Linked DNA regions of Homo sapiens: region 2 is linked to region 1. The links are chromatin loops, found by intact Hi-C in ENCODE. Cell type or tissue: CD4-positive, alpha-beta T cell. All regions are shown on one strand. Links, peaks and the distances in the headings refer to the core of each region. The heading gives the core; the rest is flanking DNA. Region 1 has its middle 80 kb from the start of LMO2. Region 2 overlaps LINC02722 (long intergenic non-protein coding RNA 2722).

Region 1 (8,571 bases), core at 2,197-4,696:
GCCAGAGAACTCCCAAAATATTATCCTCAGCTTCCAGCCAATAGCCAGAGGTTGTTAATTCTTCCCAAATGTGTTTACAACTCTCTCCATTCACGATGCTGTGGCTTTCTTATTTCAGTGTCCCCTCATCTCTTGCAGGAGGTATTGCAACACCCTCCTAACTCTTCTCCCTGCATCCAGCCCTACCTACCACACCATCCCTTCCCCAGCACATTTGCGGTGGAGTGTGCACACACGCGCATGCACACGCACCCACACACACATACACACACCCATCCTTCTTGATCCCTTCTCCAGATGGGGTGCTCTTTCTAAAATGCAAACCTGTTCCATTCACCACCTTCCTTAAAACCCTTCAGAGATACCTACTGTGGCTCAGGATCAAGCTTAAAGTCCTTAACACAACCTCCACGGCCACTCACGAGCTTGAGCCTGCACACCTCTCCAGCATTTTCTTCATTCTCCCTCTCCATGCACACACCCTATGCCCTATGTGCCAGCCACACTAAACTACTTCCATTCCCCTGAATGTGCCATGCTCCACCGACCTCAGGTCTTTGCACATGCTGTTCCATTCCTGCCAACTGCTTGCATAGCTAACTCCTACATATCCTTTAGTCTTCCCTGACCCTCCAATTCAGGACCAGGTACCCTTCCCTGACCCTCCAATTCAGGACCAGGTACCAACCTCAGGGCACTCTGTACAGCCCCCATGAGCAGAGAGGGGTTAAGGGGTGACCAGCTGATCAACCACCTGGGGCAGAAATCTACAAGGGGGAATAAAAATCACAGGAGATGTAATAAGATTAGAAAAATTTTATCTCCTAGAATCCTGTCAGGATAGTACACTATGTGGTTAGAAATAATATGCTGATAAGTCCCTCAGGGTTGGGGGTAATGTGCCCCAAGGGGCATGCCTTCCAAGGGTGTCACCTCTGTTTTACTGTGGAGTGGTTGTTTGGTCCAGTGGGGAATGCGAATTTGGGGCCAGAGTGGAATTGCTCAGAACTTTGGGTGTCAGGCCTCCTTTCTTCGCCCTTCCCTCCTGACAGGGTCCCAACATATAATATATATGTCTAGTGTATATGCTAGAAAGCTCTAGAGGAAGGGAAAGTACCACCAAAAAACTCTGGTGGGTGAGCAGCAGTCCTGCCTCCGCAAGTGCTCAGCCTCTTCCGTTTTAAAAACTGAATAAATGGCCAAGTGTGGTGGCTCATGCCTGTAATCTCAACACTTTGGAAGGCCAAGGTGGAAGGACTGCTTGAGCCCAGGAGTTCAAGATCAGCCTGGGCAACATAGCGAGACCCCATCTCTACAAAAATTGTAAAAACTAGCCAGGTGTGGTGGCGCATGCCTGTGGTCCCAGTTACTTGGGAGGCTGAAGTGGGAGGATCGCTTGAGTCTAGGAGGTTGAGTCTGCCGTAAGCCATGATGGCACCACTGCACTCCAGCCTAGATGACAGAGCGAGACTCTGTTACAAAAAAACCCAAAACTGAATAAAGATTTACAGCACATTGATTCGATAAAATTTCTATTTATTAACCTGTCCAGGTGCTCACATATTTCAGTCTGGATGCACCCATCAAAGCATCCATCACATAATAGTAACTTACCTGTGGCCCTGCTGGAAAGTCTGTACCATGATAATCATTAACATTTGAGTGGTTAATGCCAAGTGTTAATTCACTTAGTTATCAAAATAATTCCTTCGGGTGAATGCTATTTTCACTCCCGTTTTATAGTTGAGGAAACTGAGGCATAACAAAGTAAAGTAATTGGCAGGGCTGGATTTCAAACCCAGACAGTCTAGCTCTACCTGGTGCTCCAACCAGAATGATACACTCCCCCTTAGGATGGGACTGAGTCCTTTTACCTGAAACAGCCTCTGCAGCCAAGCACAGACCTAACACACAGAAAAATTTAATAAATGTTAGTTGAATGAATCTTCAATTAGTAGAAGACTGTTTATTCATTTCTTCAGTAAATATTTATCAAGTGCCTTCTATGTGGCCAGCACTATTCTGGGCACTGGCACAAAGTGGTGACAAGACCGCTGCAAGCCTGAGTGGCCTCTTGTTCAGCCTGACACACGATGCAGAAACTCCTTCTCCCACATTCCCACCTGATGGCCATCCCACCTCTGGTTCAGGAGATGGAAAGGCGATTGCTGTTAGATTCTTGTTTGTTTAAGAGACTGGCCTTCCTTGGCCTTCCACTTGAAGAAGCACAAACTTGCACTACAACCTCATGCCTATAACAGCCTTTTACATCTTGCAAGATAGTTCTAGCTCCTTCAGGTCTTCTTTATTCTAGGCTAGACTAAGCTTCCTCAGTTCCTTCATCAGTTCATGCTCTGATTACATTTCTGCAGGAGACAGCTTTCATTTACTTACTCATCCATTCATTTAAACTTTGCTTGCTGGGTGTGGTGGCTCAGTCTGTAGTCCCAGCACTTTGGGAGGCCAAGGCAGGCAGATCGCTTGAGCTCAGCAGTTTGAGACCAACCTGGGCGACATGGCAAAACCCTGTCTCTACTAAAAATAAAAAAATTAGCCAGGTGTGGTGGTGTGTGCCTGTAGTACCAGCTACTCAGGAGGCTGAGGCAGGAGGATCTCTTAAGCCTGGCAGACAGAGGTTGCAGTGAGCCAAGATCGTGCCACTGCACTCCAGCCTGGACCACAGAGCCAGACCCTATCTCAAAAAAAGCTTTACTAATGACTTACTATTAATATGTACCAGGTACTTTGCTAGGCCCTATGAATACAGAAATGAAGGGCATGGTTTCTTCCCTCAAGAAACGCATGGTCCACTGGGAGAATGAGGCATTTAGGGAAATAATTTCAACATTTCCTAGGTGACAAGTATAATAGAGATACAGTTATACTGAGTAGAACCACTCAGTGCTACAACTAGACTTTAAGCCGGCCACTCTGGGATCATTCAGTGTGGCCATGTTTATCTTGCATAGTGACCACGAGAATGAAAAGAAGAGCTAGGAAATAAATATCTCCACTGTCCTGATCTGAGTGTTGTCATTTAAAGGATGCAGTCCAGAACTGTAACTGATTTATTTAGCAGGTGGCTAACTTAAAAAAAAAAACCCTAGTATTAATTTCATGAAATGTTATCAGGCCCATCCTACACTAATGAAATGAGAGATAGATGAGAGATAGGCAGATAGATAGATAGATAGATAGATAGATAGATAGATAGAGAGATAGATAGATAGATGGATAAACATTTTGCATGTTTCATCCCTGGTAAATATCCTCTTATTTCAGTCTAGCAAAGCTCTCATATACAATACCAGGCCTTAGGAATCAAGGTCCAATTTCCAGCTCCATTATTTCAACCTCCAAGACCTACCTCATAGGTCTGTTGAGGGCATTAAAAGAAACAATGAATGAAATGATCTGGCACGTTGTAAGCCCCATAGTTGGTGCTCAATAAATGCTAGTAATATTTACTTGTGGCTTACTGGTTCCTCAAGATTCCTTAAAATCTGAATCTGGACACCCAATGTATGAGGCTGCGCTTCAGCTTCATGTCAGCTGCAAACCTGACAGGGTGTCTTCTAATTTTCAATAATCACTCCACTCCCAACTCCATTCCTCATCCGCATCTGCTTCCCTTCCATTTCCATCTTTGCTCGGCCCAAGTATCAGGCGCTATCTCAGAAGGTTGACAAACCAGCATTGCCACCTGGAGGACAGCATGAGAATCTGGGTGAGAGAACAATTTTATGGCACCAGATAAACCAACTCAGCTGTTCTGTGCCGGCACTAACGAGGCCAAGTTCAGAGGTTCATCCCCCAAAGGGGCCAATTAGCTTTACACTGAGAGGCACTCCGGAGTGCAGCCCCAGCCTCTAACCTTGGCCCCCAAGTTACACGTGTGTGGCTGTTGGTTAGAAGTGAATTCATCAATCCAATCCCATTTTTCATAATTTCTTTAAAACCCAGTTGTAAGGCAGCGTGGAAACAACAAAAATGCACAAGACCTTCTCCTTCCTCTTAAAGAAGCTTCAGCCTGCAACAGTGTTTCCCCAAATGAATCCTGAGACATTAATAGGAGTTATGAGAATAAGTGGCTCCAGTGTTAAATCAGTTTGGAAAACACTGATCTAATCAAAGTCGAGGAGCTTGTTTACGAAAGGGCTTTGCAGAGCTTGCTACATGCTAATATGCACGTGCTAATTTTCCAAGAAGGAAATGCAGTGTGCAGAGCTTCACAGATTTGGACAGCCATGGGCATCCGCACCTTTAAAAAAAAAAAAGAGGCCGGGCGCGGTGGCTCACACTTGTAATCCCAGCACTTTGGAAGGCCGAGGCGGGCGGATCATGAGGTCAGGAGATCAAGACCATCCTGGCTGACACGGTGAAACCCTGTCTCTACTAAAAAAAATACAAAAACTCAGCCGGGCGTGGTAGCGGGCGCCTGTAGTCCCAGCTACTCGGGAGGCTGAGGCAGGAGAATGGCGTGAACCTGGGAGGCGGAGTTTGCAGTGAGCCGAGATCGCGCCACTGCACTCCAGCCTGGGCGAGAGAGCGAGACTCCGTCTCAAAAAAAAAAAAAAAGAAAAGAAAAGAAAAAGAAAAGAAAAGAAAAAAGAAAAGAATAGTAACGAATCTACTGGCCCAGGATATGGCTACTTTCAATGGAACATCTATTTTAAGAAGCAATTCATCCATGGCAAAGGTTCACAGTCTATTGCTAAGTTTAAAAAACCAGGAAGGGGGAAGCATACTGTAGAACAATATCGCGTTTTGAAAAGATAGAAAAAGATGTACATATACTTGGGAGAATAAAAAACAAAAAGACACAAACCAAAATGTTAGCAGCTGTGATCTTTTTGTTGGGAGTGGTAGTTGTTTTTCTGTGCTCTGCTTTTTAAGTTTTCTGCCGTAAACATACAGCACGTGTTAATTTTAAAATGAAACCACCGGCCAGGCGTGGTGGCTCATGTCTGTAATCCCAGCACTTTAGGAGGCCGAGGTGGGCAGATCACCTGAGGTCAGGAGTTCGAGACCAGCCTAGCCAAAATGGCGAAACCCCGTCTCTACTACAAATACAAAAATTAGCCAGGTGTGGTGGCATACACCTATAATCCCAGGTACTCGGGAGGCTGAGGCAGGAGAATGGCGTGAACCTGGGAGGCGGAGTTTGCAGTGAGCCGAGATCGCACCACCGCACTCCAGCCTGGGCGACAGAGCGAGATTCCGTCTCAACTAAAAAAAAAAAAAAAAAAAAAAAAAAAAAGAGGAAGAAGAAAAGAATAGTAACGAATCTACCGGCCCAGGATATGGCTACTTTCAATGGAACATCTATTTTAAGAAGCAATTCATCCATGGGAAAGATTCACAGTCTATTGCTAAGTTTAAAAAACCAGGAAGGGGGAAGCATACTGTAGAACAGTATCACATTTTGAAAAGATAGAAAAAGATGTACATATACTTGGGAGAATAAAAAACAAAAAGACACAAACCAAAATGTTAGCAGCTGCGATCTTTTTGTTGGAGTGGTGGTTGTTTTTCTCTGCTCTGCTTTTTAAGTTTTCTGCCGTAAAGGTACAGCACGTGTTAATTTTAAAATAAAACTACCGGCCAGGCATGGTGGCTCATGCCTGTAATCCCAGCACTTTAGGAGGCCAAGGTGGGCAGATCACCTGAGGTCAGGAGTTTGAGACCAGCCTGGCCAACATGGCGAAACCCCGTCTCTACTAAAAATACAAAAATTAGCCAGGCATCGTGGCATGCACCTATAATCCCAGCTACTCGGGAGGCTGAGGCAGGAGAATCGCTTGAACCCTGGAGGTGGAGGTTGCAGTGAGCCAAGATCATGCCACTGCACTCCAGCCTGGGTGACACAGCAAGACTCCATCTCAAAAACATTTAAAAATGTAAAAAATTAAAAAATAAAACCACAAAGCCCTTGTTTTAGGACAGTGTACCATCTTCATATGACTATTATTGTGGAATGCAAATGTTTCTTACTTACAATGGGGTTACATCTTGATAAACTAAGTTGAAAATATCCTAAGTCAAAAATGCATTTAAAACTGGGCGCAGTGGCTCAGGCTTGTAATCCCAGCACTTTGGAAGGCCAAGGCGGGCAGATCACAAGGTCAGGCGATCAAGACCATCCTGGCTAACAAGGTGAAACCCCGTCTCTACTAAAAATACAAAAAAAATTAGCCGGGGGCCTGTAGTCCCAGCTACTCAGGAGGCTGAGGCAGGAGAATGGCGTGAACCCAGGAGGCGGAGCTTGCAGTGAATGGCGATGGCGCCACTGCACTCCAGCCTGGGCGATGGAGCGAGACTCCATCTCAAAATAAATAAATAAATAAATAATAAATTTTAAAAATGCATTTAGTACACCTAAGCTACTGAACATCATAGCTTAGCCTAGTCTACTCAGACATGCTCAGAACACTTACATCAGCCTACAGTTAAGCAATATCATCTAACACGAAGCCAATTTTATAATAAAGTGTTGAATATCTCATTTCCATTTTAACATTACCAAAAGTGAAAAACAGAATGGTTGCATGGGTACTTGAAGTATGGTTGCTGCTGAACGTGTATCGCTTTCACACCACTGCAAAGTTGAAAAATTCTAAATGGAACCATCATAAGTCAGGGACCATCTACACTCCTAAGAGCTAATATTTAGTGAAGAATAACTAAATTCCTGGATTATGAATTGCCTAGACTATTTCATCTAAACTTCATGTAAATCTTATAAGACAAGGTACCATTTTCTTGCCCCAATTTAAAGATGAAGGGCCAGGCGTGGTGGCTCACGCCTGTAATCCTAGCACTTTCAGAGGCTAGGATCACCTGAGGTGAGGAGTTCAAGATCAGACTGGCCAAGATGGCAAAACCCCACCTCTACCAAAAATACAAAAATTAGCTATGCATGGTGGTGCGTACCTGTAATCCCAGCTACTCGGGAGGCTGAGGCAGGAGAATTGTTTGAACCTGGGAGCCGCAGGTTGCAGTGAGCTGAAATTGCACCACTGCTCTCCAGCCTGGGCAACAGATCGAGACTCCATCTAAATAAATAAGTAAACAACTTGAAGAAACAGAGAAATAAACCTGATGGAGCCAGAATTTGGACCCATTACATCCCTGTTTGCCATCTACCTCCTTTTCCCAACACACACACACACACACAGATGACACAGTTTCTCCATGGAGAGATACTACACGTGGCCAACGAGATAGCTTTGCTATCTCATTGGCTACTGGTTGCCATTTATTAAGGGCTCACTGGTGCCAAGAATTATTCCAAGAGATTTGACATATATAAGCATGTAAACCAATAATAACTGGTCTCTCCTAGACCTTTAAGTTCTTTCTGCCTTCTGCAATATTGTGCAGGCTATCCCTGTCTTCTCCCTTACTTACTGACCTTTAGAAACCGCCAAAACTAGATACTCCTTTTATTTTGCTGGGTGGAGCAATTCAGCTCTTTCCAGCTTCTATGCATATATTCTACTGCTGCCCCACCTCAGTACATCCAAACGCCATGGCCGTGCTCTGTTAAATAGCAGACCTACCTGATCTCATGCTAGTGCATGCACACGTCCTCTCTCTTTCTCTGTCTCTCTCCCTCTCTCCCTCCCTGTGTGCTTCTGTGTCATGTGTACTCTCTATCACTTCTGGGGAAAGGCACAAAGGAAAAATGAATTTCCTTGCTGATATAAAGTGTGTCTACCTCCCTTAAAAGGCAGAAGTAGCTGTAGTCAGTTTGGTTTAATATACTATTTTTATTTTCCATTACACATACATTATCCAAGTAGGTTATTTTATTAATTCGATTTTATAGATGAGGAAACTGAGGTCAGATAACTTGCCTGAAGCACCAAGGCAGATGCCTGACTGGACCGTTGTTTAAATCAGGCCCTTCTGACTTCACATCTTGGTGTCACTAAGATGTAAAGAAGAATGAGGACACTCTGAGCTTCAGGACATGAGAAAGTCCCCTGAAGAAGTGGTTCTTAAAGTATGAAAAGGCTGACTCAATTTCTTCAATGTTAGCAAGGACAAACTGGTTAGAAGAGACCCCAACTGAAGCAAGCACACAATTCTTCACCCTTCAGGTCAGAAATCTGGTCCCACAAACCAGTTTAAAATGATGAAGCTGACTGCTTACCTCGCTGATAGCAGTGGCCTTCTAAGAGAAAATTCCTCCTTTTTCTCGCCCCTACCCGACGCCGGATTCCTCTTTAGGAGCCAGGCCATCATCAACATTTGAAAACTACTTCATTGTGCTTAGTCTTAAACAAAAACAAAAACAAAAAAAAACCTTTTTTTTTTTTTTTTTTTTTTGTATTTTTGATAGAGACGGGGTTTCACCATGTTGCCCAGGCTGGTCTCAAACTCCTGAGCTCAAGTGATCCTCAGGCTTTGGCCTCCCAAAGTGCTGGAATTACAGGGGTGGGCCACCACATCCAGCATTGTTGTGCTTAGTTTTTAAAAAAAAAGCCAGGCTCAGTGGCTCACATCTGTAATCCCAGCACTTTGGGAGCCGAGGCAGGAGGATCACCTGAGGTCGGGAGTTCGAGA
Region 2 (8,571 bases), core at 2,425-4,924, 160 kb before region 1:
CTTGTTTAATGGTAGTCAAATCTTCAGAAACCTGGCTTTTTATATCTAAACTAATATAAAAATGATAATGGTAAGAAATCTAATTTAGTTATCTTTTTTTTTTCTGGAAAAGGAAACCATCAACAACAACAACACACACACACACACACACACACACACACACACACACCACATGATTGCTTGCTTGCTTAGGGAGGAATCAGAGCTTCAAAAGTGAGCTGATTCCAGCCACCAGCTGTCATCATATGAGGAGCTCTTGTGAGTTGATCGCCCATGAAAGAGGTAAGTTATCCTTTCTCTTCACTAATCTACATCTGTAGTATATTCAATACTTACCCATCCTTTATCCTTTACCGTGTGGTTTTCCATGGCTTCATGAAATGCTTTAGCCAGACAGGTCAAGGTTTAAAGGTGGTTTTCTTTGTTTTGTTTCATTTCGTTTGCAATGAAAGTTAATTGCTAATTGAAAGTTAATTGATTTTTCTAGGAATGAGCCTCTAAACATGGCCACAGCTCAGTGATACTGACCAACCAGACATACCTTTGCTGGACCTATGCAAACATGAAACAGGTAAAGAGAAGTGAGTATGTGGCATTCATCAGAGAAATAAGACCAATGCGAATTTTGTAAGCAGTATACAGGCCTGTCGAACATGATTACTTGGAAAATTACTAACTAAACCTTTTTTTAGCCTTTTCACATTCAGTTAAGATTTCATGAAGAGTTGTAAGAGAAAAGCTTTTCCAGACCCAGCCATGAGTACTCTGCTTTACTCAGAAGAACCACAAACTTTGAACAGCTTGATAATCCAGCATTTCTGAAACTTTTCTTTGCATGTGTGTCACTGAGGTATCTTATTAAAGCACATATTCTAATTCTTTGGTCTGAGATGGGGACTAAGATTCTGCATTTCTAACAACTTCCAAGTGATGCTAATGTGTTCCTGATGCTGGGACCCTATTTTAAGTAGCAAAGGTCTTGTTGGAATCAACCCAACCAATGGAAGGCAAACAATCACAATTCTTGACTGTGAGTTTTGGACAATGATTGTCTATGTTCAGATGGAATTTTATGAAGCTAAACGTTACCTTTGGCCTGTATAGTGAGTATACTACAACTCAAGTGGAGGGGTGTGTGTTCATATTTTCTCTCAAAAACAAAGCTGAAAAGCCAATGGGCACATGGGCAGCAAGGAGAAGGATGCTAGAATAAAATCTTATTGCAAAAAGGTGGAGATCAATAATCTGCAGCTATTTCTTTTTCTTTCTTTCTTTTTTTTTTCTGAGACAAGGTTTCACTCTGTCACCTAGCCTGGAGTGCACTGGCGCAATCATCACTCACCACAGCCTCGAACTCCTGGGCTCAAGTGATCCTCTTACCTCACCCTCCCAAGTATCTGGACTACAGGCTTCATGAAATACTTTAGCCAGACAGGTCAGGGTTTAAAGGTGCGCCACTACAGGCAAGCACCACTATACCCAGCTAATTTTTAAAATTTTTTTTAAAGAGACACAGGTCTCACTTTGTGCCCAGGCTGGTCTCAAACTCCTGGCCTCAAGCAATCCTCCTACCTCGGCCTCCCAAAGTGCTGGGATTACAGGCATGAGCCATGGCCCCTAGCCCTATTTCTAATGTATGAATAACCTGTTCTCAAGTTATCTTAAGAAATAAAGTATTTCTTTTTTGAAATAAATAAAAAGTAGCTATACAGACCACATTAAAATGAATTACTTTCACTTGAATTAATGGTAGGAAAATTTAGGATAACAAATAAATAAGGAACAATCAGAAAAGAGCTATTTCTCTTGAAGATGGGATTCACTCATTCAACAATTTATTGAGCCCTTTGCAAAGGGGCCAGGTGCTGTGCTGGGTGCTGGAGATACAGAGGCAGCCCCCTCTGTCAAAGTCTCACATTCATTTGGGGGATAGTGACTCAAAACAATTCTTAAAATGAATTAAACTGTGATCTCTGAAGGAGAAATGGAGCATTTTGAGAACATTTGAACTGGAGTGTTGACTTGATTGGGATGTGAAGGAAGGCCTCCCCAAAAAGTGATGTATGAGGTGAGAGCTGAGGGATGCTGGAATTAAGCAGGGGTATGAGGCACAGAAGGTTAGAAGGAGCTTGGGCCATGTGTGGGGTCGTCCAAATATCCTATACATAGTCTCCCCTGATCTGGGGCCTGACAGAGCGAGTCTTGGCATAATTAATGCTGATGCTGGAGACTGCCCAGCCTGGTGTCACCCATAGAAACAGACACACTCCCTGTGGTCCTTGTGGGCCACTGTGCACTGGGGAGCTATCCAGCCTACTCCTTACTTCCACTCCCCCGAATCTTGTCCTTAAGCTGTAGCCTATGAGACATACCTGCTTTTTAAATTCATTTTTCTTATAAGTAACATATAGATTGTATTATGATGATAAAATGATACTTTGAACACATTCTCTTATATTATGTTTAAGAAATGAGCTCCCCAGTTTTTGCTGACTTCCAACCAGGTTTGGGAAACTCTACCCCATGTGGAACGGGCAGGAGTTTGGAGAGTGTGGAATCGGTTAAATCTCTGTGGCCCTTGACAGACTTTGTCCAGGAACACATTTGGTGTTCAGAATAGTGAGCAGCACTCACTGAGGCTCAGAGAAATGAGCTTGCCCAATGTCATGGCGACTGGTGAATAGTGATAAACCTAGCACTGGGTACTCATTTTTCCAGGTACTTAACATCTCATTATCTCAAGTGTCCTGCTTGGCTTTGCTGTCTCAGAAGCTCCCCCAAGCCTGTCACCTTCTGAATTCCCCTTACACCCAGCCTGTGGATCCAGAGGGGGCTTTTTCATGCCTAACATGTTACCGAAACACAAGGGGTTCGGCTTAGGTCCTGCTGCTCACGGCACAGAAAGCCAATCACTGACCCAACAATTATTGCCAAAGAAGTAGGCTTTAATTGGGTGCTGCAGCTGAGGAGATGGGAGGTCAGCCTCAAATCATCTCCCTGGGAGAGGAGTCTCAAATTCATCTCCCTGACCAGCTAAAATTAGGGGTTTATACAGCAGGGAAGGAATGTAACTGTGTGAGAAAACAGGAACTCGGGAAGGGTCAGGAAGCAATCATGATGAATGAGGGGCCTGGAGTTTCTAGTCTGGATGCAATGATCTGGTGAGTTTCAGATCTTTGATACTTTTTTTTTTTTTTTTTTGGAGAGGCCTGGTTGTCCTTTCCTGGAGAAAGAAACTCTGAAATTCTGATAAAAACAAATGTAAGTTTCAAGCTTTAAGGTCATAAGGGTCAATTTCTATGTTTATCCAAAACAAAAAACAAAAAACACCCAAAACTGTCGATGGGACTATTGGGTTGGTTTCAAAGTCAGATATTACTGCCCCCCGGACTCAGTCTCTTTATTTATTATAAATAATATAAACTTTATTGTAGGGGACAGTGGGGAAAGGGAATACTCACGAGTCTGCGAATCCTTGGGTCATGGAGAAACCAGGTAGTGTTCTTCTCTTCCTTTCTTTTTCTCTTTTCATCCTTATTCATTGGGTACATTTTTCCTGCCCCACGGCAAGACCCTAAGATGTGGAACTGCCTGAAGTGAGCAATCTGACCACCAGGGGGCAGCATGAGTCCATCGCTTTGTCTGAAAACAGACAGGTCCTAGTCAGCGGCCCTCCTCTCCAAGCAAGCTGAGTCTGCACGTTGGAGTCATCTGATGAGCTTTTAGAAAACTGCAGGTGGGTGGGCTCACTTCAATTGCCATCTCCTGTCTTCGGGAGTGGGGCGTGGACATCGCCATTATTTAAAAGTTCCTCAGGTGAGTCTGATGCACAACGTTGAAAACCACTCGGAGAGGACTGAATCTGTGAAAACTGTAAAGGCTTCTAGGAATCAGCCAGCCCAGCCCATGTGTTTCCATTTTGCAGCTTCAGGAGCTGAGGCCCAGAGATAGAAACAGTAGGCTTAGGGGTACTTGGAAGACAGCACCAGAACCCAGGACCCTAACATTCGGCCCAGTTCTCCTTCTTCTCTGTAGCACGTGGTCGTCCATATTTCGGCTGGGCCTGGGCATCAGAGGACACCAGGGACCACTCCTCCCCTCCCCTCCGAGAGCAGAGTGGTGCAGTCCCTCCTGGCTTAAGGAGCTCCTCACTGACAGGAGAATTCAGAACTGGCCTGCAGAAATCAACTGGAGAACCTCCCAACCACGTGTGCATGAGGTTCAATGCCCGTGCGTTTCAGGAGACGTGAGGATGGGGAGAGTGAGGTAGTGAGGACAGCCACAGTCCAGTCAAGGAGGGCTTCCTGGAGATGAGGCAGGAGGAGGAGATTGGTTGGATTTCAATGACCCATGAACGGTGGGGGCCACATTTCAAACCAAACCAGAGGATCAGGAGAAGTAATGGGTGTTCATGGGGCCACAGGTACGAGTGGGGGAAGGTGAGGGCCAGACAGCAGAGGAAGTTAACACTGTGGAGACGGAAGAGGGCACAACACCAGAGTACAGACCTTGACTCCCAGACAGAGGATTCAAGGCCCTTTATGGAATCTTCTAGATCTCGGCCTGGATGCCTGAAGAAGCACGAGAGGTGTCTGAGCCTGGGAGGGACGCCTGTGAGCTGGGCCTTAGAAAGACACCCCTGGGGGCAGCCAGACTGGAGGCCCAGAGGGAGGCAGCACCCGGGGCTACTTTAGGATCATGCTTTCCAGATCCTCCCAACACAGAAAAGAGGTGGCTTTTGGAAGGTGTCCAGAGGTATTTGTGGAGTAGAATGGAATACTGAAGTAGAAGAATGCCCTTAACGGTGGGCTGTGGAGGGGGACAGGGCCAGAGAAAAGATTGGGAATAGAAGTTTGGTGAGCAGCAGGGACTCCATACTGGGGGCGTTTCTAGGTCTGACAGTTTCGGGGAACATCACGACCCCACGGGATAGTGGTGTTCAGAGTGAAGAGACATCCCTCTCTCTTCTCCTCTTTCTCCAGGCAGGACATTCTTGGGGAGCCCCAAAAACCCCGACCTGAGAAAGCTCTAGAAGCACAGCATTAGCTCACCACCCACCCCGTACGTCTTGAGTGCTTTGCGATACCACAGGGTTGTCTGTGACACGTCCAGCCCAGCACTGCCCTGCTCTGCCTGCCTGTCTTTGGGAGGATGGATCTGAGGTTCATGAACACTCCACTTCTCCTCTTGTAGGATTCTCTCCAGTAAAGCCTCCCCTGCATTTTATACCACATGGTACCGGAGAGGGTTGCCTTTGTCCTTTTTCCATGACACCTGGCCACCACACAGGCACATCATTTTCCCAATGCTGGGTGTTCTTGGAAGAGGCCTTGTTCCCTAATACTGAGTGTTTTTGGAAGAGTCCTTGTTCCTGATGCTGGGCATTTCTGGAAGAGGCCTTTTTCACTGGGGCCTCCCTAAGCATGGGTGGGTAATAATTTGTTCCTAAACATCCTGGCAGGTCCCAGCGTTTTTATATGGTTGGTATGGGGAGAAATGAGAGTAGGTAATGGATGCTAGCCTCTGTCTGCAAGGCGATACACACTTTTCAAAGCATCATGTCCACTCTCTTTTGTGGTTCACCACAGCCTTCTGAAGTAAAGAGGAAACAGCTGGCAGGGATGATCCCATCTACCTGCCCAGCCAATCCAGCAGAGAAAGGTGTCCCTTTCCCCTAAGGAAGCACTGAGCGGGCATACTGGTTCCTCTTTTGGAGCATGCCCAGAAGAGGAGCTGGAGTCCCAGAACCATTAGGCATGAGAGAGTTACTCCAATAAAGGGCAAAGTTTTTGGATGTTTTGTATTGTATTTCTCAATGCTTTTTATTGGGCTTCTAAACACTTTACATTGTTCTTAGAGAAAAAAACTATAAAATCATCAAGAACAGGTGCAATAATAAAAGCAATAATGATAATGTGGGTAGCTATTCCTTCTCATATATTCGCCCTTTGCCAGGCCTGGTTCTAAGTGACAGTAAAAGGCCAGGCCAGAATTCCAGCTCAGATCTTATTCCTTACTTTTTATCACCTCACCTGTAAGGTTTTAACAGGTGTAGGATTTCAGCAGTAAGAATAATTTGATGTTAAACAAAGAATTCATGACATAGAAGGACAAAAAAAAATCCTATCCTTTTCCCCTAGGACTAAGGTGACCGCCATGATGAAAGACCAGATTCTCATGAAGAAACCGTTTGTGAAGGATTTTGATCAGGCAACATGGGCATGCAGGTTTAAACACAGCCCCCAGCCTTCCATGCCTGGCAAGCCACTTTCTCCTATGTTCATGCATGTCTAGATTTCTCAATGAAAAACGTAGTTGAACTCATGAAAGCCTATCTTTAAAAAATATTAAATAGCTAATCTTATAAACCCCTATACACAGTGTCAGTTCACTTTTTTCATAAAACATGCCTAGTGGAATGGCAACAACTGGGAAAAATTCAGAGCTCAGCATTTATGTATTGAAAATATCTCTTAAGTGGCTATAGGTGTTGGTTTATAAACTCCAGAAATAATTTATAAATAATTGTTTATATTTGCTTATATTAATACTTGTTTATAAACTCGATATTTTCATGTATTTATTTTTTAAGCTTTTTTGTTAAACATGTAAATGTGAATATTTGCAAATCTTCAATATGATTATGTTTGGGCCATCACCATCCAGTTCAAGATTTAGAACATTTCCAACACTTCCAAAGGTGCCCCTTCCCGTTCCATTCCATGCCCCCCGCCCAAGAGAACCACTGTTCTGACCTCTATTCCCACAGATTAGTTTAGCATATTCTTGAGCATATAAATGGAACCACACAGTATGTCATTTCTTGTGATAAGATTCTGTTGCTCTACATCATGACAGGGATTAATCCATACTGAGTATAATACAGTCATAAAACAGAATGCAGTACTGCAGGGGAAATGAATGAACTGCAGTTCTATACATCAATACAGACACAATCTCAAACATATAATATAGACATGAAAAATGATAGTTGCATAAAGTAAAAGTGAGGCAAGAGAAAAAGATAAACGTCTTTTAGGAATGAATTCCTGCGTAGTAAAACAATAAAAAAAAACACATGGAAACATTTAACACAACTTCTAGAGTGATGGATACATCCGCAGGGCAGGAGGGAGGAGGATGTTCACTTTATAATTTTTTGAACTGAGCACATTACATTGTTATGTTGGTATATGTATGTATTATATATTTCACAGGAAAACAAATGAAAAAATAGTGCACAGGAAATGAGAAAGCAGGGAAAGTTAAGTACAGACACTTCCTCTGAGACATCATCTTTTTTGTCATAACCGCTTATACCTTTATGTCAGTAAGTTTACCTTCAGTAAGTTCCTCTGGCTGCAGATGTAGTTTCAAATGACAGCAGCATCAGCATTCCTATGGTCAACTATTTAATCTTTAACTGCATTTAGGTTTGACTCAGATTTCACCTCCACCCTTCTCACTTTTCATTTTGATTACCTGTTTATAGAATGCCACGTGAGTTTATCACTGGAAGACGGGGAGGTAACACAGCAACATATTTTGCTGTCTGTGTGTGAACTGAGTAAGAGTTGTGCAGTAAGAGGTCAGAGAGGCTTTGAAAGAAGTGTCATGGTTGGTCACTGATCGTGATGCACATCTGTCACTTATATAGTGACTTTTGGACTGAGGAGCCAGCAGTGAAGTTTGCACTTTATGCGACTACTTACAGTTAATATGCCTTGATAACTGAGATTTGAGATTTGAACTGTATTTTTGGGTCACCCTCGTGTTATTTATTTAACCCATGGTGACTGAAATTTGTACATATTGGAACAATGCAAATTGAAGACTGTATGTATGTATGTATGTGTATTTATATATAACATATGTATATATTATTTAGATATATTATGTATATAATTATGTACTGTGTATACATACACACACTAAATATATATATACACATATATACATATATACACATATACATACACATATATACATATATACACATATATACGTATATATATATATCACATATATATATCTCACACACAAATACATCATGGTCAACTAGAATTAATTCCAGGAATCCAAGGTTGGCTTAATATTCAAAAATCAATCAATGTAATTCATTATACTTTTTTAAAAAAGAAAAACCATATAATAATCTAAATATATACAGAAAAATATTTGACAAAATTTAATACCCATTGATGATAAAAAAAAAATCTCAGCAGACTTGGAATTTAAGGGAACTTCCTCAGCCTTTGCCTTATCAGGGGCATGTATGAAAAACCTACAGCATCATACTTAATGGTATGATATACTATATTTAGATATACTATATATTATATATATAAAATTTACTGGATACATATATATACACACTAAATATACATATATACATAACACTGAATACTGAGTACTTTCTGAATACTGAATAACTGAATACCTTCTCCTTACTAATGGAAACAAGTGGAGGATGTCTGGTCTCACTAGTTTCATTTAACATTGTGTTGGAGGTCTCAGCAAGTGCAAAATGGCATATAGATAGGAAAAGAAGGAAACAAATTTTATTGGCTC

The links. Hi-C counts contacts between places; a loop is a spot of excess contacts. Peaks named below come from ENCODE experiments on the same cell type or tissue, not always from the same donor. Only the 100,000 strongest peaks of a DNase experiment are listed, where the experiment ranks them.
Region 2: it touches region 1 in a loop (2.5-fold over the local background); 24 of 110 quality-filtered maps call a loop at or near these places.

What each region holds. Positions count from the first base shown.
Region 1 is chr11:33,967,509-33,976,079 of GRCh38, forward strand. No RefSeq gene overlaps it. Among named protein-coding and RNA genes, the nearest start is that of LMO2, 80 kb to the left of the region's middle. RefSeq lists silencers at 2,114-2,408, 3,554-3,848. In CD4-positive, alpha-beta T cell, for the core only: no CTCF peak of the experiment used is centred there; a DNase peak (open chromatin) is centred at 3,703.
Region 2 is chr11:33,804,805-33,813,375 of GRCh38, forward strand. LINC02722 (long intergenic non-protein coding RNA 2722) reads left to right here. Exons shown (of 3, transcript NR_187444.1): 1 at 1-70; 2 at 193-282; 3 at 488-876. Among named protein-coding and RNA genes, the nearest start is that of LINC02722, 4.3 kb to the left of the region's middle. In CD4-positive, alpha-beta T cell, for the core only: CTCF peaks have their summits at 3,606 (motif pointing right) and 3,807; a DNase peak (open chromatin) is centred at 3,637.